Regions from separate parts of the Mus musculus genome. Here all the other regions are linked to region 2. The links are chromatin loops, found by intact Hi-C in ENCODE. Cell type or tissue: gastrocnemius. All regions are shown on one strand.

The links. Peaks named below come from ENCODE experiments on the same cell type or tissue, not always from the same donor. Only the 100,000 strongest peaks of a DNase experiment are listed, where the experiment ranks them.
Region 1: it touches region 2 in a loop (7-fold over the local background); 25 of 42 quality-filtered maps call a loop at or near these places.
Region 3: it touches region 2 in a loop (5-fold over the local background); 11 of 42 quality-filtered maps call a loop at or near these places.

What each region holds. Positions count from the first base shown.
Region 1 is chr3:145,580,264-145,588,263 of GRCm38, forward strand. It overlaps Znhit6 (zinc finger, HIT type 6), which reads left to right. Exons shown (of 10, transcript NM_001081094.1): 5 at 2,266-2,369. Among named protein-coding and RNA genes, the nearest start is that of Znhit6, 8.1 kb to the left of the region's middle. In gastrocnemius, a CTCF peak has its summit at 3,727 (motif pointing right); no DNase peak of the experiment used is centred here.
Region 2 is chr3:145,902,109-145,910,108 of GRCm38, forward strand. No RefSeq gene overlaps it. Among named protein-coding and RNA genes, the nearest start is that of Gm35187, 15 kb to the left of the region's middle. In gastrocnemius, a CTCF peak has its summit at 3,578 (motif pointing left); DNase peaks (open chromatin) are centred at 2,300, 3,532 and 4,675; H3K4me3 peaks cover 300 bases; H3K27ac peaks cover 662 bases.
Region 3 is chr3:145,854,622-145,862,621 of GRCm38, forward strand. The region is part of intron 4 of Ddah1 (dimethylarginine dimethylaminohydrolase 1); the gene reads left to right. Among named protein-coding and RNA genes, the nearest start is that of Gm35187, 32 kb to the right of the region's middle. In gastrocnemius, a CTCF peak has its summit at 3,957 (motif pointing right); no DNase peak of the experiment used is centred here; H3K27ac peaks cover 893 bases.

The DNA of each region.
Region 1 (8,000 bases), 320 kb before region 2:
AAGCATTTTGTTCTTTTTGTTGGTCAGCTTTGTTACCTCTGTAACAGTAACAGTAACAGTGTGGGCAGGCACATGCCATGGCACATGTATGTGGAGGGCAGAGGACAACCTCTGCCGCTTCCTTCTTTTGCTTGTTAGAGACAGGATCTCTTCTCCTGTCTCTAGCTCCCTCCCCTCCACAGGCGACTGCGAGAGCAGACTCTGCTAACACGGAGCTTTCTGTGTCTGTGATATCCAACTCAGCTCTTCCTTCCAGCTCTTCTTACCCGCTGAGGGTCGTCAGCCCTGGCGAGCCGTCCTTGTCTTTACCAGTTTATAAGAAAGAGCTCTTTGTGTTTTTTAGATATTGGTCAATACTTGATAGAATGTTATAAGACTATTTCATATGCTTTATCTTTTCATTCTTTTGGTGAACAAACTATTTTAGTGTACGATTTCTTTTGCTTGTCTCCGTTATAGTTAGTAGTTTGTATGTTTATAAGGAGATTCTTTGCTGTATGTGATGGTCAGCAGCACTGCCGTTTGGCTGTCCCTTTGAACTGAACATTTTCTATGTTGAAGTTACAGAGGTAATTGTTTTCTGGAAGCTTTATGGGATTACATCTCACAGTTTTGCCTTTTTCTGGAATTAATTGTCAGTATCATTGAAACTGAAACTCATTTGATTTTCCACATAGATACTCCACTTCCTAGCACCATTTCCTGGAAAGGTCATCTTGCTGCTTCCTCTCAAGGTCACCTTTATCATAAGCCAGGCAGTCATAGAACAAACGCTTTGGTCAGGTTGTAGCCTGTCTGCGCCATCTTATTAGTCTACTTATCAGTCTTGTATCTCTGCTACACTCTGACTTATTGTAGTGTGTTTCACTCAACATGTGGCATATTTGCTTGGGAGAGACAGAGAGTCATTTGAGGTATTTGGCCTTGTCACGTATTCACCCAGCCATAGATCGATGTGTTTGGGGTAAAAATTAAATCCATAGTGAGCAGCCACAAACCTTTTTCTTACCGTTATTACTCCCTGCATTACCTCTTGACTGCTGTCCTCAGAGCGTCGGGCATAAAGATTATGTCACTGAGGCAGGCAGAATGTGTGGATGTCGTATGCAGATGTCACACCATTTATGCATGGACTTGAGCTTCTGCAAAGCCTGGTATGCATCAGTGCTTCTAGGGGACAAGAAGAGGCTCTCAAAGGCAGGGTTGTTGCGTGTGTTATTTATTATTTCTGGCTTTCCTTGCTTACAGTATTCCTAGTGGGTAGAAGCAAAATTACTTTTTGGCCCCTATGGCATGGTTAATTTCTGCTTCGTTACTTTAAAGCTAAATTACTAAGTGCATCAGGAATTAGTTCTTCTTTGACTTTATGAGGTCACCTTTTCTTCTAAGCCAGTGGTTCTTGGCCTGTGGGTCACTACCCCTTTAAGACCATTGGAAAAAGCAGATATTTACATTACAGTTTGTATCAGTAGGAAAATTACAGTTATGAAGTAGCAACAAAAATAATTTTATGGTAGAGTATCGCCCGCTATAACATGGGGAGCTATGTTAAAGGGTTAGAGTTAGGAAGGCTGAGAAGCACTGCTCTCAGCTTCTGTCTGCTTTGCCCAGTAGTAATTAATGCTGCAGGGCTTTGCACTGTGCTTGTGGAGGTTCTAGTTCTACTGCTCATGTTTCGATAAATCTCTGTGTCACAGTTGTGTTCTCTCTTGAGCAAGTGTGGTAACTTGGGAGCTTTTGCCAGCTCATAAATGGTTTTAAGGCAATTTTTAAATATTCTTATCCTTATATATGTATTTCTCCCATTGCTTGGCTATGTTTTCATGGAAAAATTCATCTTTATAACTACTGCCGTTACTAAAACCAAAGTCTGATGACTTACAAAATTACATTCCATTATTTTTGTAATTTTCTTACTTAGCTGGTGATTGCTAACCCTTTTCCGTGGACTTATGACTTGACTTTCCAACTTGGCATTACAACTCTTAGATTCCTATCCGCTTAACTAGAAAACTTGATCCCCCACCCACCCACCCCCCCATCCTCTGGGTGATCTTGTGTCTTCTTTAACTCAGTAGAAGGCTTGGTTGAGCTACTTTGAGATTGTCCAGTTACCTCCTTGAGCTTAATTACTAACTCAGAGGGAGTAACATATGTTAGAAACAGGTGTCAGTATATCCCATTTTGTACCTTCTTTGTATACTATTATCTGAATATGAATTGTAAAGCATTCTGAAATTAACTTTTATTTGGTTTTGTTGTTAGCTGTTCTTTATGAAGAATCGTGCCCGAAAGCAAGGCATTTACTTGAGGCTTCTACCCAATGGATTTAGCAAGAGAAAAGAGAATTCAACAGTTTTTGACCATAGGTAGGTGTCTCACTTTTACTGTATGTATAGCTGTCATAATTTGATAAGGGACAACCTATAAGGTTTGGTTTGCTTTAGAACATTGTAAACAAACGTCAGATCTGTAAACTGTTCCTGGATGACAACAGAAACTGATAATTGCATGTCCTGTGACTGGTGTGAATGTCCAAGAACTTGTATGTTGTCCTTGGAGAAGCTTCTCAAATGTTAATGTACATAACAAACCAGTAAATATCCTTGTGATTTCATCTCAGTGAGTTGGAATGTGATAACATGTATTTCTGACAGTGCCTCAACAATATTTGTGGCTGGGCTGGAATTTGATAGTGTGCATTTCTAATGGTGCCCAGAAACGTTCATGGCTGAGAATCCTACTTGGAGGAATCCTACTTTTTGAGTGTCGTGAAGTTTTCTTTGAGACCTAGAACATCATGGAAGTATTTGGGGAGCTTAACTTCAGATCTCGGAAGGGTGGTAAAAGCTAGTTTCCTTGGACTAACTCGTTCCTCCTCCTCCTCACTCAGCACTTTGTACCTTGGTGCAAGGTTAACACCCCTATAGACTTACTGCCTCTGTTTTGTAGGCAGGTCTCACTGTACTGTCCAGACTGGTCTCAGAGTTCTGACTCAGGCACCTCCCACCTCTGACCTCCGCAGGCCTCACTGCAGTGTCTGTGGCCTCTTATGGACTTTGGTCAGTTGTTTTAGAGGGACCTTGTTCTCCCGTTGTTCTCCATCTCTTTTCTTCTTTCTCTCCTTCTCCTGACTCCTCTTCTGCAGTGTTCCCTGAGCAGAGGGATTTGATGCACATACCTTGCTTAGAGAGGTTCCAAGCATGCATGCTCAGGCTTTCTCTCAGGCACTCACCTACCCTCCCTCCCTTCTTCCCTTCCTTCCCTCCCTCTCTGTGTTTTGTCTGGCTGTGAATCTCTGTATCTGACCCCATCTGCTGCAGAAAGAAGCCTCTCTGACTATAGCTGACTAAGACACCAGTACTCAGTACTCAGTACTCAGCCTGTGTGATTAGCTCTACTCTCAACCTGTATTCTTGTATGGCCTAAGGACCAGTTCCCCAGAAGGGCCCAGGCTTCACCTTCCTCTGCCCCACCCAGTTCTAGACAACCCCTAAGCCCTGTACTTATGGTCAGTAAGTACTTATTGTTCTTGTACCTCCTACTTAGAACTGTGAGTCCTAAACTTCTTAATCCATCTTTTGGACTTGGGGTTTGGTTTGGTTTGGTTTTTTGCTTTCTACAGATGTATATATCATCTTTATAGAACTTATAGATCATAGAGACATGCCCGTTGTCAAAATGTGAATTAGTATTTAAGTGTTCCGGTTCTGTTTTAGAAGTTAGCCACTAGGTGTCCCTCTTGTAAAGACTTAACAAACATTTTACAAATTTAAAAACATTTTATTCCTTAGATACAATTATAGCTTTCTTGTTATATCGTGTAACATGCCCATCTACTTGTTGGTTAACATAATTGCAATGATTTCCTTAAATAGTTGTGGCAATGCATTTCTTTAAACACAGGATTGTTTTTAACATGGTATCTATGTAAGTGTAGGTTTGTACATTCCTATAGCTTCGCTTTAGAAAGGAGCAAGGATAAGTGAAACGGTGAGTCTTGCAGTTGTGGAGAACAGGTGGGCTTTACAGTGAGATTCAGAGGGCAATATACTACAGACTCAAAGTTGTGCTGAAATGTTGAATTCTGCTATTCCTTTTCCATGTGGCTTTTAGATGTTACAGAGGAATTTCAGAGTGACTGTGGGGCCTTCTAAAAACACTGGGAAGAAGTAGAAGCCTGATTGTTCCCCTGCCCGGCCTCTCCTGACTGTGTCCATGACAGCAGGCAAGGGAGCTCTGTGACACTGCTTCCTAGGGCATACATTCCCGCAGTGCTGCTCAAAGACTGTCTCTGGAAAACCTAACACTGGTCATGTTCAGTCGTCATGCTTTACCATGATGGCCACCTACTCAGAATATTACAGCTTCTTGCCCACTGTGGTCAGGGCCTCGGGTGGTTACTTTGGCTGTTGGCAGGATTGCTGGTAGTTTAAATCTGTAATCTCATCACCTAGCCTGTGTCTGAAAGTCTGAAATGTTTTGTTCTTCCGTGGCTAGAAGTTAACATCTGCTTTTTTTTTTTCCAATTTTTTATTAGGTATTTTCTTCATTTACATTTCAAATGCTGTCCCTGAAGTCCCCTATACCCTGCCTGCCCCCTGCTCCCCTACCCACTCACTCCCACTTCTTGGCCCTGGCGTTCCCCTGTACTGGGGCATATAAAGTTTGCAAGTCCAAAGGGCCTCTCTTTCCAGTGATGGCCGACTAGGCCATCTTTTGATACATATGCAGCTAAAGTCAAGAGCTCCGGGGTACTGGTTAGTTCATAATGTTGTTCCACCTATAGGGTTGCAGATCCCTTTAGCTCCTTGGGTGCTTTCTCTAGCTCCTCCATTGGGAGCCTTGTGATCCATTCAATAGCTGACTGTGAGCATCCACTTCTGTGTTTGCTAGGCCCCGGCATAGTCTCACAAGAGAGAGCTATATCTGGGTCCTTCCAGCAAAATCTTGCTTGTGTATGCAATGATGTTAGCGTTTGAAGGCTGATTATGGGATGGATTCCTGGGTATGGCAGTCTCTAGATGGTTCATCCTTTTGTCTCAGCTCCAAACTTTGTCTCTGTAACTCCTTCCATGGGTGTTTTGTTCCCAATTCTAAGAAGGGGCAAAGTGTCCACACTTTGGTCTTCGTTCTTCTTCAGTTTCATGTGTTTTGCAAATTGTATCTTGAGTATTCTAGGTTTCTGGGCTAATACCCACTTACCAGTGAGTACATATCATGTGAGTTCTTTTGTGACTGGGTTACCTCACTCAGGATGATACCCTCCAGATCCGTCCATTTGCCTAGGAATTTCATAAATTCATTCTTTTTAATAGCTGACCAGTACTGCATTGTGTAAATGAACCACATTTTCTGTATCCATTCCTCTGTTGAGGGACATCTGGGTTCTTTCCAGCTTTCAATCACTCTGCAACCTGAATTGCTACCTTTTTAAGCAGAGCAGAGACTATGTCAGGTATTTCTCATGAATAATGGGAGATGCCTTGTGTGTTTGCTAGTTAAAGAAGATCACTACATAGGTCATAGATACTCTTTGCTTGTTTCATGCTCACCATGGTAAGGCCTGATGTTGAGGGAGGGGAGTTTTCTTGGCAGGCCACTTCTCTATGCCTGCTGCCTGGGTATCAAGGAGGATCTATATAGTGATGGGACTGTTTGCCATGTTTAGGGGATTCAGCTCAGAGCACCTTCCAGAACTAACTGTGGGCGGTTCTGAAGCTCAGAATTAGGCTTGATGAACAGAGCTGTTACTTCATGGACCTTAGGGTATCCTTATTTTTAAAAAGCACCAGATGAGTTTGAAATCTGCCTCTGGTTGAAAACTACTGGCCTATGTACCTACTAGCTCCTGCCCAACTTCTCAGCAGCCTCTGCACAGTTGAGTACTACTGATTGGAGTGGTGACATACAGGGCGCAGTAGATGCACAAGTCTCACTGCCTGGGAGCACAGAAGAAAACCAAGAAGAGCAGTGTGCATCATGACCACATCCCTGACAAGGGGCAGGTGAGGGATCTATGGCACAGCTCATCTCATCAGGTAGATCAGATAGAGAAAGACAGGGGCCTAGAAGTGGGGCCAGACTGTAATGCTCAAGGCTGGTAACCCCAGCATCCCGTTCTTCCAGCTGTACCCACCTCTTAAGGTGCCATAGCCTCCCCAGGCTGGACCACCGGCTAGAGAGCATCTTATTTATTTCATATTCTGACCTCATCAAGGTCCAAGACTCATTTAAAAGGAAGGGGAACAGGTTTGTACTCTGCTGGTATGATAGCAGCTCCAAAGGCCTAGGGACTTTAAGACAGTGGAGGTAGTTTGTGTGTCTAGAGGGCAGGGTAGTGAGTCCTGGTGGGCTGCGGACAAGCCTGCCGTGCTACACCAGGGATGAGTCATGGTGGGCTGCGGACAAGCCTGCCATGCTACACCGGGGAGTTTATTGAGGTAAACCCCTTGGACAGGCGATCTGTAGTCTGCCCCTCCTGATTTCCTGCTGATTCCTAGGGTGTCTCCCTCTTTGGCGTCCCCTCACTATCTGTGCACATGTACACACAGCTCATCTGCTCTCCATCCTGTCTCTCGTGCCTGAGTTCCTGTAGTACTCATTTTCTCCACAGTTAACATGAAACAGATGTCGGCATTTAATACCACTTTTTGGTATGCATATATCTGCTCATCTTCCTGTCTGTCATGGTGTCCCCATAGGGGCGTGTGAGTATTTTGAAAGGTATATTTGGTGTGTGTGGAACCTTTGATACTTTTTAGAAAAACTTGTATTCCTGAACCTTCCGTAGTAAGGAAGTATGTATGTGCACTCTTGGAGGCCAAAGGAAAGCCCTTTGGAACTGGAGTTTTAGGTAGTTGTGAGCTGTCTGATGTGGGTGCTGGGAACTAAGGCTGGGTCCTCTGGGAGAGCAGCAAGTACCACTGCGCCTTCTTTCCAGGCCCAGAGACTACGAAGTCGTAAGAGAAGCAAGAAGGCTTCACTGGTGATCACATGGGGAGACAGAACACGCCAGCCAGAGAGGAGCACACGTCCATAATCCACTAACGTGTGCATGGCAGAGGCCGGTGCTCAGCTGTGTCTCAGAAGCTCAGCTCAGCACTGGTGCTGAGGAAACGGGAGCCCAGCACAGGACTGTCTGGGGAGCCATTTGTATCTAACACTCAAGTTAAGGTTCAGGCTGACATCATGTCAGTGTGGTACTCAAATACTCAGAAATACTTCTCAAAAGCACAAACAAAGCTAGACGTGGCAGCACAAGCTTTAATCCCAGCATTTGGGAGGAAGAGCCAGGTGGATCTCTGCATTTGAGGCCAGCCTGGTCTGTCTACAAATTGATTTCCTGGACAGCCAGAACTACACAGTGAAACCCTGTCTTGAAATCATGGGGGTGGGGGGAGCAGAAGAACGTACAAGGACCAGTGAAATGGCTCGGTGAGGAAAGGCGCCAAGTCTTAGGCATCTAGTTTAATACCTAGGGCCAACATAGTAAGAGGAGGGAACCGGCTCCACAGGTTGTCCTCTTGACCTCCAGCTGTGTGCAATAGACAATACTGCTATACTCAAAAAATAGCAATAAATGTAAGCAAAGAAATGACAATTAAGTCTCTGTTGCCTCCCACATTGAGGGACTATAAGCGTGTGCCTTGCTATTTATAACATATTTCTAAGCAAAATACCTTTGAGGCTATCAAAATAATTACATACATAATCCAGGCCTCATTGGGCCTATCTGTGTGTCTATGGGTGTCCAGGCCAGGGGTCAGTCAGTGCTCCTCAGTCACTTGCCATGTTTGTTTGGGGGGGGGGGGGGTGTTTGTTTTGTTTTTTGAGAAAGTATCTCACTTATGTGCCACCCACTGAGTGGGCTAGGCTAGGCCATGAGCCCCAGGGGTCTGAACCCAGCAGACACATCATTTGCCAACTGAACCATCTACCCCAGCCCCCCAAGTAATAATCTGTAAGGAGACGACAAGTTCAAGTGAATTTCTTTTTTC
Region 2 (8,000 bases):
TACAGTCAGCTTACTTTCAACAGGAGTATAGAGGCTGTGGAACAGGGGAGAGAAGAAAACGTATGCCCGTAAGCAAAGGAGTGAAGCTAGATCCTCCCTCTCACATCGCAGATAAAATTCAACTCAAAACAGATCAGAACTCTAATGTTAGGACTGTAAGGTTCCTGGGAGCGTTGTGGGTGAGCCAGTTAACAGTGCTTTCTTAGCAAGGACTAAAGCCTGGGTTAGAGTCACTGAGCTGCACTAACTAGGCACAGTGATACATTCCTGTAATCCTAGCATCTGGGAGGTAGGAAAATGGGACCAGAAGTCCACGGTTGTGACAGATGTCATAGCAAGTTCAAGGCAAGCATAGCTTACTCGAGACCAGGAATCCAATAATAATAATAATAATAATAATAATAATAATAATAAATATCTTAGAAGAAAACCTACTAGTAAACCCTCACAACCTTGGATTTGTCGTTAAATTCTTATGATACCAAAAATATAAGCAACAAATGGAAAACAAGCTTGGCATGTTAAAACGGAAGGCATTTGTGCTTCAAAGGATACAGATGAGGAAGTGAGGAGAAAATTTACTAAATGAAAGAATTTACAAACTGTGTACCAGAAAAAAGACATTCCTAGAATACAAAAAGAATTCTTTGACTTGATCATAAAAAAAAAAAAACAGTTTGAAAACAGGCAAAAGGTTGAAGAGATACTTCTCCAGAGAATATCTACAAATAAATAACCATTAGTCATTAGTCATGTGGGCAGATGTTTGATGCTACTGGTTATCAAGAATGTCCCAACTAAACTCACAGTGAGAGCCAGAGATGGCTCAGCACTTAAGAGCACTTGTTCTTGCAGAGGACCCAAGTTCAATTCCCACCACCTCTATGGTGACTGAACACCATCTTTAGCTCCAGCTCCAGGGAATCCAGTGCCCTCCTCTAACCTCCCCGGGCACCGGGTACACACGTGGTGCACAGACTTATGCGTCAGCAAAACATTCATGCACATAAAATCAATAAATCTAAAAAGAAAATTAAATCATAGTGAGGTACTCCTTTGCACTCACTAGATATTGGTTAGACTCAAAAGTCAGACTTGAGGAGACGGCTGAGTGGGTAATATGAGGACCTCAATTAGAATCTCAAACACTCACAGAACAAAGCTATGCATAGCCACACTCATACCTGAAACCATAATGCTTTGAAAGCAGAACAGAGTAAGAGCAAATTAGCTTGCTGACTAGCCTAGCTCTAGGCTCTGAGAGAGACTGTATCTCCAAGAAATAAAGGAGAGAGAGCAAAAGAGCTAATGTCCCCCGATAGCCCCCTCTGGTCTCCACGCATACACCGGGCAAGCGTACCTAAACATGCATGTGCCCATATAACACACACACACACACACACACACACACACACACACGGCAGAACACAGAAGCATACACACACATACACACAAAGTAAAACCGAATCTTAGTTAACACTCCGTCCCTCGCATACCTCAAAGGGTATGAGGGCATGAAATAAGAGGAATTATACCTAAGTGTTTGGTACCCAGCGTGCCGCTGCTCAACGCAACCTCTTATTTATTGAATGGGATTAATCAGCTTCTCACCAGCACCTGCCACTACACAGCGCAGAAACCGCCATTCCTGAAACTACCCTACCCTCCAATTAGAATTCTTTCTCTTTTGTGGTTAAAATGCATTGACAGAGTCCAACCCTGAAAATAGGACTTTGTGAATGATTGCTTGTGGAATGCCTCTTAGCATTGCAGTCCTTGAGAGAAAGGAAGAAAGAAAGACATAAAGACAGGAAAGGAAGGAAGGAAGGAAGGAAGGAAGGAAGGAAGGAAGGAAGGAAGGAAGGAAGGAAGGAAGGAAGAAAAAAAGAGCAAGCACTCCTTTTCCATTTTCTAGAACTCAAGTACCAGGAAAGCCAAGTTCCTGTGACAGCATAGCAGCCCGGCTCTTGGGTTCTCAAATGCAGCATCACAGGTGGATTCTTGCTGGGCCCCTCCTGCCAGGGTGGACACTGATCTAAAGAAGCAAGTGGCTCTTCCGTGGCGTAGCTTGCTCTCTTCCATCCCACTCTCCAAAATGCACTCCTTCCCCTACATACGTGTACTCCTTCTCATACCAGCTCTTCAGCTTTGGACCGCAGGCCACAATAAGCCACAGCTGGGGCCTTCTTGAGCCACATAAAGCCAAAACCTGTCAATGTGCTGCAAAGATGGCTCAATGGTTAGAACACTTGCTGGTTAGGAACGAGGGCCAGAGTGTGGACCCCAGCACCCACGGGAATGCCGAGTAGGCATGACTGCCCACCTGAAACTCCCATGCTCAGAAGGTAGAGACGGGATTGGCACAGTGTCCTGGTGTCCTTATTCTGCTATCACGATGAAGCACTGAGACCCGCAGCTTAGGGGAGGAATGAGTTTATTTGACTTACACTTCTGGATCACAGTCAGTCACGGAGCAAAGCCAGGGCAGGAACCCAAGCAAGAATTTGCAGCAGAAACCATGAAGGAACAATGCTTGCTGGCTCCCGTATGGGTTCACACTTACCTAGCTTTCTTAGACAACCCGGGACCACAGGCCACAGTAGGCTGGGCTCCCCTACAGCAACTAAGAACAAAGACAACCCCCCACAGACATCCCCACAGGCCAATGTGATTCGGCTACTCCTTCAATTGAGACTCCCTTCCCAGATGACCCTGGGCTACATCAGGTTGGCAGTTAAAGCTAACCACCGCGTGGGGTAAGCTGGCTGGCTAGATGCTCTACCAGTGAGCTCTAGATCTTACTGAGAGACCCACCCTCTACGAATAGGGTGTAAAGTGATAGAGGAAAACTCCCAGGGTTAATCTGGGCCCTACACACGCCTCATACACCTGTACCCACACATGTACACACACACACTTGCATGCATACCACACACATGTACACAGGATTGTTTTTAAGGTTTAAGTAATATATCATTGTCATAGCGCTGCACTCTTGTGGCTCTCTGGGACCAGGACATGTTATAACCTCATTCCTTTAATTCTCACAAATGCCTCATGGCGTTGTTGAGAAAACTAGGGGCCGGCCACAGGGTCTAGCAGCACGGTGTTACTATCCTAGCACTGGGGAGGCAGAGACAGGCCAATCTCTCCGAGTTTGAAGCCAGCCTTGTCTACACAGAAAGTTCCAGGCCTCGTTGGCCCCCATGGGTAGTCACAGATTTACTGAGCATAGATCTGGGGCTGTCACCCAGTTCTGTTCGGCAGCACAGCCCTTCTCCTCAGCATCGTCCTCTGCTCGATATTGAAAGCAAGTGTTCCAACAGAGTTGAAAATTTCAAATAATGACACAGCAAGGCACCTGCAGAGTGTTTGCTACACTTCCCATCTCTGCTTCTCCGTATTAATTCGTGTCTCACCGCCTGCCCTCTCACCGCCTGCCCAGCCCCCACTACTGCCACCACCACGGGCAACCCTTAATTTCTCCTCAGAAACAAAAGAAATCTAAACTATGTTTGCAGAGGTCAGTTTTTGCAGAAAAAAAAAAATTGTGTGGTCGCAGCGCCCTCTGGTGGTGGCATACTTGTTTTCTCGGTGACTCTCTTGGTCCAGAGAAGCAAGAAAGGACTAGAACCGCTACCCAACACCAAAGAACTAACCTGCAAGAAATCTGCTTCGCAGTGAAGCTGAGAAATCTGCCTTTTGTTTGCCTTTCCTTACTTCTACTTTGCTGAGACCCAGGAACGTGGCACCAAGAGGACCAGGGGAGGGCAGGAAGCTGTCAGGATGTGCCTAGGCCTGGGGCTATCTCAAGACATGGAGAGCACAAAAGCCACCTGTGATCTTGGTGATAGCTCTAATTGTCAGCTTAACACAATTTAGAATCATCTAGAAAGATTCTTACAGCTTGAGACAGGAAGGCACACACTAGTAAAGACTTATACGGTAGATACATAGTGCCGACCTCCTGGTTAGGATGGAAGTTAGACAGGAGCCAGTATACATAGAATGCCTAGGCTGGTGGTGTTCAAGAAATAGTTACAACACCAAGGAGGCTGGAGATAAGGAGTGGAGGAGGGAGGAGGAGGAGGAGGAGGAGGAGGAGGAGGAGGAGGAAGAGGAGGAGGAGGAGGAGGAGGAAATGGGATCACGACTTCTCACGAATGGCTTATATTTATAACCATGGCTTGTGGTTGTAGAAGCAAGAGAGTGAGGTGGCTATTTCACACCAGCATTCAGGAAGGAGAGAGGGAGGGAGAAGAGAGAGAGGGAGGGGAAGGGGGAAAGGGAAAGAGAGTGAGAGGAAGAGAGGTGAAGCCAGAACTGGGCTGGACTTCAAAGCTCAGGCCACTCCCCTCAGTGGCCCACGTCCTCCGGCTAGGCCCTGCTTCTCAAAGGTTCCACAGCTTCCTAAAATGTCTCCACCAGCTAAGAACCAAGACTCCAAACACACGAGCTGTGCTTCAAAGAATGAGACAGCGGGGAACACAGTACCCTGCTTAGGAGAGACTAGAGACTGGGAGCAGAGATTTAACAATATTGCCATCCAACAGAGAAAGTAGGGGTGGATATCTCCTTGCCAGAGGTGCCCTCATTACAAGCCAGCCTTGCCCTTTGCCACCGTTCCCTCTGATCTGTTGAAAGACAGATGGGACAGCCACCTGTTCAGAGTCCATGCCGCTGAGAATGTCACACGTGCTGTTGGCTGGAGAACAGATATTAAATCCTGAGGCGTATCTGCTTGAACCTCAATACCTGCCGGACATCTACTGCCATTGGAAGCACGGCTCTTTGACCTTGACCCAACTGGAAATGGAGAGTGGCCTGTGGACATTGAAAGAACAGAGGGAAGCCGGGCAGTGGTGGCACACGCCTTTAATCCCAGCACTTGAGAGGCAGAGGCAGGTAGATTTCTGAGTTCGAAGCCAGCCTGGTCTACAGAGTGAGTTCCAGAACAGACAGGGCTACACAGAGAAACCCTGTCTCGAAAAAAAAAAAAAAAAAAAAACTGAAAGAGCAGAGGGGGTGGGCTGGGGAGCCAGCCGACAGCAGGGGTGTGTGTGTGAGCAGAGAAGAGTCATTGGAGCGTTGATGGAGTTGGATCTGGAAGGGTTGTAGTTATTGATGTTTGTCAGAAAGTCTATGTTCAGGATGATGATGATGATGATGGTAGTGGGACCAGGCATGGTCCGAGAATCCATGCTGTGTGGTGCTGTCCTAAGAGCCAATAAAGAAGAGAAACAACTAAATCGCTGCCCAGGGAGGGTCCTTTAATAAAATGCTGCTCTACTCCTAGCTATACACGCTGCTTTTACGATTCTCTTCAGAATTGCAAAAACCACCATCCACACTAAAAGAATATGTCAGGCTTCATTTTATATTTTTTATCTTGAGACTTGCAGAAACGTTGTGCAATAGTGCAAAGGGTGTTCTTATGTTCCCTCCTGTTCCACGAAGGTGGACAGCTTACCAAGAGTGGGAACTAGGAGAGGTAAGTAAAAACGAAGATGATGGTGTGCTGTGCAGCCATGCATGGTTGCACGTGGGACACCCGGAATCTGGCCCTGTGGACTGGCTCACTGACTTCCTCCCTCAGGCTCCTGATGTTTCTTCACTGAAGTGGAAATACCATTATACCATAAGCTTGTGGGTGTTGGTAGTGCTTTGTTAACTCAAAACTTCGATCTAAAACTTGGGATATCTGGGCATGGAAGTATCTATCTTTAATCTCAAGACTCGGGAGGTTGTAGCAAGAGGGATTATAAATTCAAAGCCAGGTTTAGGTTACCTAGTGAGACCCTAAAAAAAAAAAAAAAGCAAACAGGGGGCAGAAGGGTTGTTCAATGCATAAAGTGCTTGCCACAGACACAGAAGGACCTGAGCTCAGAGCCCTGGCACACACATAAAAAGCTGAATGAGGCTGGAGAGATGGGTCAGCACTGAACGAGGGTGGAGAGATGGGTCAGCACTGAATGAGGGTGGAGAGATGGGTCAGCACTGGAGAAAGCTTGCTGCTTTTGCCCTTTTGGGCCTACATACATACCAACATACATACATGCTTACTCAAACACACATACAGGCATTGGTGTTCACACACACATGGAGATGGTACACATGAACTGCACACAGAAGTCCTTATCTTTGGAAGGACCCTTTGTATGTCACAATACTGTCTGTCAGTTAAAATGCTACCTTTATCTTGGTGTTTCGGTTGGATGATTAGACAGTGGGTTGGTTAGAGAGTTGGTTGGTTGATTTTGGTTGCTGTCTATACTCCAGTCTGTCGGGGAACTGGGGGCATTCTGAAACTAGCTGGTTTTCCAGCATGACTGAAATACAGATTTGACTCTTCTGAGTGAGGACTCTTATCTTGGTGTGTGTTGTCTAGACTCCCCCCCCCCCTCAGGTAAACATCTCAACCAAGAACTATGACTTTGGCACTCAAGTATCTGTCTTTGTACATTCGGTTAGAGAACTTAATCATAAATGATTTTGCCACACCACATAAGAATCATCTCTTCAGATTGGCGAGTGCTTGGCTATGCCAGCTCCTCACTCTCGGACAGCTCTGAAGACTTTGTGAGATAGCTCCGTGATGGTATTTCCCTTCTACCCTGAGTTTACCCCAAACTTATGAGAAATGTACCCAAGTCCAAAACATCACACTTAGTACTGATAAAGTGTAGAGGGAAGTCCTTTCTTGTATATAAACAACTGTGACTTCAATCTGGAAATGACTGTAGAAGGCAGAGCAGAGCCAGGGCAAGATCCCTGTGGGGTCAGAAGCTGCCTGGGGAAGTCAGGTAAACCTGGGGTCACAGCAGACAAGCACATCCCGAAGGGGAGAAAGCAAGGCGTTGGGCTAACCTATCAGCTTTACTTCCAAAACTCCTAAGCGCAGATGCAATTCTGAAGTGGAAACTTTGGTTTTCCTTAGAAAGCCAGTTGTGTCTAATGATGTTTCGCTGGGGCAAACACATGGAGGAGTGTTTTTCTAAAGCAGATATAAGTAAAAGGATGTTTTGTTAAAACAGACACATGAAAAAAGAAATTTCACTAAAGCAGACACAGGTTTAAAAAAAAAAAAAAAAGGTGTTTTGTTAAAACAGACATGTAAAAGAAAGTTTTCCTGAAGCAGACATGGATAAAAAAAAAATGTTTTGATAAAGTAAGTGTGTCAAAGGACACATGTGGGTATTGGTTCCCCTTACCTTGCATAGCTGAGCTCCATTTGTGGTGACTCCATAGAGAGAAATACACCAAAAAGCTTCTGTTGGTGTTCTGGTGGCTTCTTGCTGCTTCTGGAGACTCCGGCCAACTGACAAAGTGATGTCCGCTGATGCAGACTCACATGGAGTTGTGCTAAGGCAAGGCACGTGGTAAGGCAAGGCACGTGGTAAGGCAAGGCACGTGCTAAGGCAAGGCACGTGCTAAGGTAAGAACTGTAGAAGGCGCATGGTTTTGGAGAAAGTATAAATAGACAATGACAGGGGCTTACATAGCTAGCTTTGCGACATGTCATTGGTCTTGCTTCCTCACTGAGAGAGGCACAGCTGAGAACTTGTCCTGGTGTCCCTGGTGGTCCTGGTCTCTCCCACTGACTCGTGCCAATTCTGCTGACGCCTGGCTGTTTCTGCCATGCCATGACTGATTGGTGTTTACTGTTCTGACACCACTAATAAACTAGATCGAGCTGCCGCTGCTGACTCCTGTGAACTAAGCTGCTGACTTCCTGACAGCACAGATTAGATTTGCTCTAAAAACAATTTTTAAACAGGTCCACTTCCCCTCTATCCTAAAAACCTTTCTTTTCCACTACCTCTGGTGGGTGATGGGCTAAGAGGAAGGTTAAAACATCTAAAAACCCATCTTAAAAGTAAAGTCTTAAAAAGCTGAACTTACACAATTCTGCTATGAACCAGACCTAACCAAGGACCTTTTTTTTTCTCAGTCTTTTCAGGACCATTATCATCAGTGTTCTTCAAGGATACCTGGTCGAC
Region 3 (8,000 bases), 47 kb before region 2:
TGGCTTATTCCCTGCCTTTGTGCAAATGAGCACAAAGAACCCCTTCTAGACAAAGTAGGAAAAGTCGCCTTTTATGCCATTCTGAGTAGACTAGGTCCCTGATTCCAGCAGCATGATGATCACTGCCTCAGCGGGTGCTGACTCCATCTTGAGAAACCGACACAGCAAAGAAAGAGATAATACAAATTGGGTAGTTATATGGAAAAGATTCTAATAGCTACTCAAATCCCAAAGGAAAGTAGAGAGCTCCCTCCATAGCTATCAGAGAAAGCCCTGTGGAAGAAATGGGACTAGTATCAGGTCCAAAACAGTGAGTAGCATTTGTTGGGGTGGGATTCAGTGAGAGAGTACCCCCAGTGGTGATGTAGTATAAACTGAAACTGAACGAAGTATGTTCATGAGGTGTGAGCATCTTGACACACTAATGAAGTGTCTTCTTGCCAGCCTCTGACTGGATCAGGTAAGATCTAAAGATGTAGTGATTAAAAAATGTAGAGGAGAAGGTTGTCACGGTGAAGAGTCTGGGTACCTATACATTTCTGAATGCTGGACCAACACTCCTCTTTCCAGAAATGCTAATCATTTTCTCAAGGAAGACAAAGACCTTGAAGCCAGAAAAGAGGAGTTCTGATGAGCTAGCAAAAACAGACAAGCAAATAGTGGGTCCGCATCCCAGTTCCCGTCGTGTGTCTTAGAGTGTGTTCCATTTGCCTTCATCCTAGTGTGTGTTCCATTTGCCTTCATCCATCCCTGCATGTTGACAAGTTCTGTCCTTAGAACATTCTGTGGAGACTTCATAGCCCTTCCTGCAGAGCTTGTCTGGGTATTAACAATGATGTCCATTCTCCACCCGAAACCTTCTGTGTCAGAAGCTATAAATAGCCCTGGCTAGCTCCAAGGGCGTTCTGTGGAGATCATATTTTCCATCAGCAAATGTACTATCTAAACCATGAGCCTGTGGAGTTGGTGAATGTCCACCTGCCTTGTTCCTAACATCAAAAGGTGTCCTTGTACTTTGTAGTGAAAGCATGACAAACTCGGCTGGTGGATAATGCGCTCCCCCACAGTGGATGGTCTGAGGTCAGACACAGGTCTCAGTGACATTCGCATTCAGGTGACCTGACATGCTCATTTACTTGAGAACAGCTTGGTTCCTGTATAAAACTGCCAATAAAATTAATAAAGGGCTAAGTCCTCCTGTTGACATGGAGATGCACAGACTGGTATTGACATTCAGGAGGAGAGACAGAAACACTATGTCATTTACAATAGCAGAAGCATTGTTGACCTCTTGCTCCCCATACTGCAGATAGAAATACTGAGGTGGGGTGAAATAAATATTTTAAGTAGAATCTTAGTCCTCAAGGATCTAATTTCCTGGGTCTTAGATTTCCTTTCCTTGATTTTCCACTGTGTTCAAGAGCATCCTAGTGCTGTGACTAATACCTAAGATAAATCTACATAAAGGGATTCATGTCTCATGGTTTTAGTGGCTTCAGTCCATGGCCAACACCGTGGAAGGAGCACACAGTGCACCTCTAGAATGTGGAGCGGTGGGAGCAAAAGGGGCTAAGGACACAGACTCTCCCACAAAGCACAGTCTTGGGGTGATCTAACATACTCATAGTAGGCCCTACATCCTAAAAGTTCCACAGCTTCCCTTTAGTGACACAGGCAGTGGTCAGACCTCTGATACACGAGCCTTTGGAAAAGACTCAGAATCAAAGCTCGGTCCCTGCTCAACGGCTATTCTTTTTCTATCAAAACCTTTCCTAATTACTTTTCAACCAGAGATTTGTTCTGCTGAACTCCCTAGTGTCCCCTTTCTCCAATTCTTTCCTGCTATTTGTTTTCTTGCTTGCTTGCTTGCTTGCTTGTTCACGTACATGATTGGTTTTGCCAGTATCCAGAATTTGACTGGTTTCAAAGAAGGTATTACTTTGTTTCCAAATACCATTTTTCCTCACCAACCATTTGTCTCTGTTATTGTCTTAGTAAAGAAGCCATAGCTCCTTGGGCATTTTTTAAAGGGTAAATTATTCAAACATAAGTGAATCGTACCTTCCTGTGCCACATAGTAAAACTCTCCTTTTCCATTACTCCTCTCTAATATGTTTCTTTCAAATCTGAAACCTCTCTTTATATATTCAGTTTAAAGCTGAGACCCCAGGGTCTTGTGAATAGTCTTGCTATATTTGAAATGCTTTGCCATGGGTTCTGATCTAATCTTGGTTAATGAAGTTGATTGTTATGTATATGGACATCATACCTATCTAGATTGTGGTGAAACCGAGATCTTGGTTTGAAGTAACCTCTTCTTTCTACAGTTTAACTTGGGTAAGTGTTGGCAAATATTTGATCAGACTATGAATCCAGAGATTGTGTTATTTGCTGAAAAAAAGCTGTTTCTAGTTGTGGTGTGACTCAGCCTTAGCACACACCCTTAATCTCTTTAGCTACTATATAGATAAACCTGTAGTACAAACCCTTTATCCCCAACAATGAAGGTAAAGTTAGTTTGTAGAAGGAAGCACCCATATTTGAAAGTGATATCTAATTGAGTGGCAGACAAAGTGACAAATCAGAGAATATTTAACACAATAGGATATGCCCAAACTATCATGAGAACATAGAAAAAAAGAGGCTACTGAAAGAGAGAGCAGTGAAGAGAAACGAAGGTGGCAGTTTTATCAGGAGAGTTTTACAGAGAGAGGTTGAAAAGAGAACAAGTTAGACACAGGTAAAGACAGAATGAGCCATAGAATGAGAAGGAACCAGAAGATTAGAACATATTGCTAGAGTTAGTTTGAGGTCAAGTGGAGCAATTTAGTCAGAAGCCAAGAGAAGCTAGATTGAATCAGTCAGCTTGGAGAAGAGTTTGAGCCAGAACAGCTGAGTTGAATCAGCCAGCCAGAGATCAAAAAGAACTAGGAAGGGGCTAGCTTATTCAGGGTAAGTCTCAGAGGCTGAAAACTTTCTAAGCCTAGATAAGATTGTACAGAAGGTAGAAGCTTCCAGGCCTAGGCCTAGGCTATCAATGGAGGCAGTAAGCCTCTGAGATGACAATTATGACAGGAGAATAAAAGTTACTGTAACAGGTAAGATGAAGCCGATTGGTAATTTCTCAACTTTTGATCACTGTCAGAGAAGATAACAGTACTGGAAAAGAGCTTTGTCCAAAGAGGGGTTCTTTATTGTCCCTGCTAGCCTTTTCTATAAAATTTATTTTGTTCCCATCTTTACTGTTAGGGAAGTGGCCCATCTGTTTTGTTGGTATATCAAGTAATGTCTATGATCTCTATTCATTTAATAATCCGTTGGATTGCACTGAAACTAGAGACACATTGACTTAAAATCTGAGCTTCTCTTCTAGCAAAAGATCAGATCACAAAAGGGGGGGGCACCCATACAGTACCTCATCCAGGCTGAAGCTCTTTCATATAAAATCTGGGGAAATATTAGACCATGTCCAGGAACCCAAAGTCCACAGTAATGTGTTAGTCCTGAGGGCCCTGTTTTCTAGTGTTTGGTATTGCAAGAGCCTTGTTGGTTTCAGTATTATCAAATGTCATCCTAGATGATGTAATTACATCGTAGGGGTCAAGTCTTCTGTGACATTAGGAAATGATTGTGTAAATCCACTGTGCATTGTTGTCCCGTTGAGTCACTCTAGTTCTCTCAAAATCACTTGCGTCTGCCCATAGTAACACTGACATTCTCCCAAGGAAGCGCATAAATTTGGGAGAGATGTTGAAAAGCCCTCGGCATAGTTCTTAAGATTATCAAAGAAACTACCCAGATCCTGCTTGATCTGCTTGAGGTCATGTATAGAGAAATGTCATTGAGCATGAACATGCCCATATTCTATATCATGTTCTTAGGCTGGGCTCATCCAAGCAAAGGAAATCACATATATTTACTAGTAAAGGAATGTGGATACGGGGCATGCGGGTGCACTGGACTACATTTCCAGTAGGTGGTGATGTTGCTAAAGACTTTATTTCTTCTAGTTTATCAAGGAGAGAGTATCTCTCATTTGAGGGTATTCGATCTTATTTATGTCAGGCAGTGGTGGCGCACGCCTTTAATCCCAACACTTTCAAGGCAGAGGCAGGTGGATCTCTGAGTTTGAGGCCAGCCTGGTCTACAGAGTGAGTTCCAGGACAGCCAGGACTACATAGAGAAACCCTGTCTCAAAAACAAAACAACAACAACAAAAAACAAACAAACAAAAACCAGAAGTCTAGATGTTCAACCTTATTTATGAGGGCTATTATTTTTTTATCCAAGTTACATGATTAGAATAAATCTAGGACTTGTGGTAAAGCAAACAAAGTGTATATATAGCTTCTGCCCAGTTGTTTGTGAAAGAAATTGTAGATGAATATGGAAAGACACTGCCTTCTGGACAAGGCATGGCCTCTGCGCTCACAGACTCACAGCACAAAGGCTACCTGAACAAGATGGCACCCGTCATCATTCCGTCATGGTTGGAAAGGAGCTCATTAGGCCCCGGGTTGGCAGTTAGTGGTGGCTGGGGCTGAGGGATGACTACCTTTGGTTACGTAGCCACTATTAAGTTGCCCCATGCAGGCTCCAGTGGATAACTCCCTTACATGCCCATGCAGGCAAGCCACATTAACCTCAGTGGCTCACAAAAGAGCAAGGCATGAAGACAAGAAGGGAGCATGCTATGGAGAAGAGGTTCGGCAGGACTAAGAGGGGAATGAGAGAGAGCAGTGGACAGTGAAAGTGAGCAAAATATTATATGTAAGAAAGTCAAAGGATAGTAAGACTTTAAAACAGTGATGAAGTTAATTCAATGTTTTAACCTGTTTCCTTTCTCTCTGATTATATTGTGGCCATATGGGTTTTTTTATAAAAGAAAAAAAATCAAACCTTTGTCTTTTTAAAGTTTGGGGACCAGGTTTGTTCCGATTATGAATGATACATCAGAGAGGGAAATTGAAAGGAGCTGAAGGGCAGCCGCCTGTCTGGAAGAGAAGGAACACAGGGGGCTCATGGAGATGTTCTTTTCATTTGAGACCTGTTAAAATTCCAGTGAAGAATTGGGGCACACTTACCCCTTTGTGGGGGACCCTAGGAAGCAGGTATAGCATTTCAGAATTGCCTTGGCTGGCGAAGAGAAACCATGTGCCTTCTTTCAAATTTCCCTGAACTCCCTGCTACGGTGCGAGTGTGAGCGCCACCTCCCAGATACAGTATGAATTTCCTTCCCGCAAGGAGCTGGAGAGACTGAACTGCACATCTTGCTGAGGGCAGAGAAGAAACAAAAGAAAGAGCCAAAAAATCCTAGCCAAAATGTATTATCGCCTGCAGGCCATGAAAGAATGGTTATGTGCCAGTTGGTAAACCTTGCAGAATAAAATCTGCAAAAACAAAGGGACCCACCACTTGAGGTTTGGTGTCACCTCATCAATATAATACAGAAAAAAACAGTAACTTTACCACACAGTGATAGTGATATCCTGTCACTGGAAAAGGGGGCATTTCAGAAGGTAGTAACAAGCCATTACACTGGGCCCAGGAATCTAAAATGAAGGAAAGTATATTGGAGTCCCGAAAATAAATGTGTGATCTAAGAAAAGTGGTGTTTTTATGGAGAAATCATGGTGACAGAAGATAAGCAGACTAGTATTAACCTCAAGCCTGAACCAAACAAGGAAAAAAAGATAATTCAAGGAAGAGAATGCTATAATCGGGTCTTATGCTAACAACAGCAACAACAAGATAGACTCTTGGAAGAGGCTGTATGGGCATTGGTACCCAGCCCTGAGGATGCCATGAGAGCACGGGCATTGGTTCCCAGCCCTGAGGATGCCATGAGAGCACAGGCATTGGTTCCCAGCCCTGAGGATGCCATGAGAGCACAGGCATTGGTACCCAGCCCTGAGGATGCCATGAGAGCACGGGCATTGGTACCCAGGCCTGAGGATGCCATGAGAGCACGGGCATTGGTTCCCAGCCCTGAGGATGCCATGAGAGCACGGGCATTGGTACCCAGCCCTGAGGATGCCATGAGAGCACAGGCATTGGTACTCAGGCCCGAGGATGCCATAGAACTTGGTTAACACAGATGCCTGAGACACAAATGGAGCAAGGACAAAAGAGCTGGAGCATATAGTCCCCAAAATAGAAAAGTAGAGAGATCCCACAGTCCAGCACAGATATGCAACTACAAGGGAACTTGACAGCCTAAAGGAACAGGAAACCCTGTGGTATCAATCCAAGTAATGACTTGCTACCATAAATATAAGAAAAATGTGATGGTAACTGGTCGGGAACACCGGAAGCTATCACCAGGATGTTAATCTGGATTCCCCTCATCTTCCTGGCCCTTGCATTTTCATTAGAGGAATTCAAACAAGACATAAAGCATATATGATGTAGGAGATAGGCAAAGTTCAGTAGAGTAGAACACTCTCTCAAAGCTAAAAGCAGACAATAATCAAAGAAGCTGCTGCATTGATCAGCACGTTAGATGTGATGTCTCTAGACATTATTTCCTGGGATGTCTCTAGAACTATCAGTCACCCTTTCCTGGGGTTGCTTTGACCTGTTTAGACTTGTTCTGATTGATGTATAAGAAAGAAGACATTATATGTGATTCTTTTTTCTAGGAAAGTATCTGGTGGGCAGTCATATAAACTACTGCTGGAGGGGCCATGGTTATCATTAATGACCTTCCGGGAATTTCTGGATGTCATGTCTCCTTCTAGAGCCGGAGATAATACACGTCCTGTTCTAACAGTAAAGTTCTTCTTTCCCAACCCTTTGTTTTGCAAGCTGCTTCAAGAAATGGAGTCCAGTCTCAGTGCCCTTCCGACGTCCTGTATCTAAGTAGCTAGCGAATAGTAACACACTTCACAGTGTGTGTGTGTGTGTGTGTGTGTGTGTGTGTGTGTGTTGTATACTTAAATGAAATCATCCGTGTAGAAAGATCTTAGCAACTCAGCTAAAAATCCCAAGGTACTTTACTATGCAATACTAATGGGGAAGGAAAGGCAAAGAACACATTATTGAACATATACTGGTCTGTCCCAAGGCACTAGAAGTTAGGTTGATTTGAATAGATTCTTAAAGGTACAACACCAAATCTGATCCCAGAAACACTAGTTTCTCTAGTTTTCTCCCATGGTTCTAACATTCCTTTTAGCCCTTGGCCAACTTCCACCTTAACCCTGGCTCTCTTACTATCAAGGGAATAATGAAGGGCCGGCTAACTGCCAGCCAGGCATAGCTCCTATTAGTACCTTCTAGAAGAATATCTGCCTTCTCACTGAGTAGAGGACTCCCTGCACCATACTTAGAACTCCTGATCACACACATAATGGAGCAAAATGAGCCCGCTCCAAAGAACGTATACCCCACTTCTCTATTTATACATTCACGGGCCAAACAGCAAAGTGTCTACATTACAGAGTGGGTAGGAGTCATGGCCTAGAGGCCCAATTTAATGTGAAACTAGATTTAAGTTTAAGAAAAATGAAATGTCCTTTTTTAGGACAAAAGCCAGGGCTCAAGAAGCTAGGTCTGTCACCTATCTCTGTAGGCCATTTAAAGAGATGATAAGAATAAGAAACAGATTTAGTAGACATGGCCACTCTGGGAAGAAAAATAAAGGGAGCTGGTAACCCCAAGTTCATGTTTGGGGGACTCATGTGAGATTTAGGCTTAAATCCCCATTTAAGCGAGAAGCCTGCATAAGTACTCTGCCTGGATCTAAGTGTGTTCAGCAGTGTTAATCTAAGTGTGGGCTTGCTGAGTGTCTGAACTCCATCTCAGCAAGATGATCCAAGCCAGCCCTTGATTTCGGGGACAAAGTGGTCCTCGGGAAATAGTTACTGCCATTTTAGGAGCAGCCTACATAGCTTCATGATGAGTTTGCTCTCATGTGAGGGATGCTCTGAAGTGTATGGTTCTTCTCTTGCAGTCCACAGTGTCTGAGACAGACAATGTGCCTGTCAGAGTAACCGACA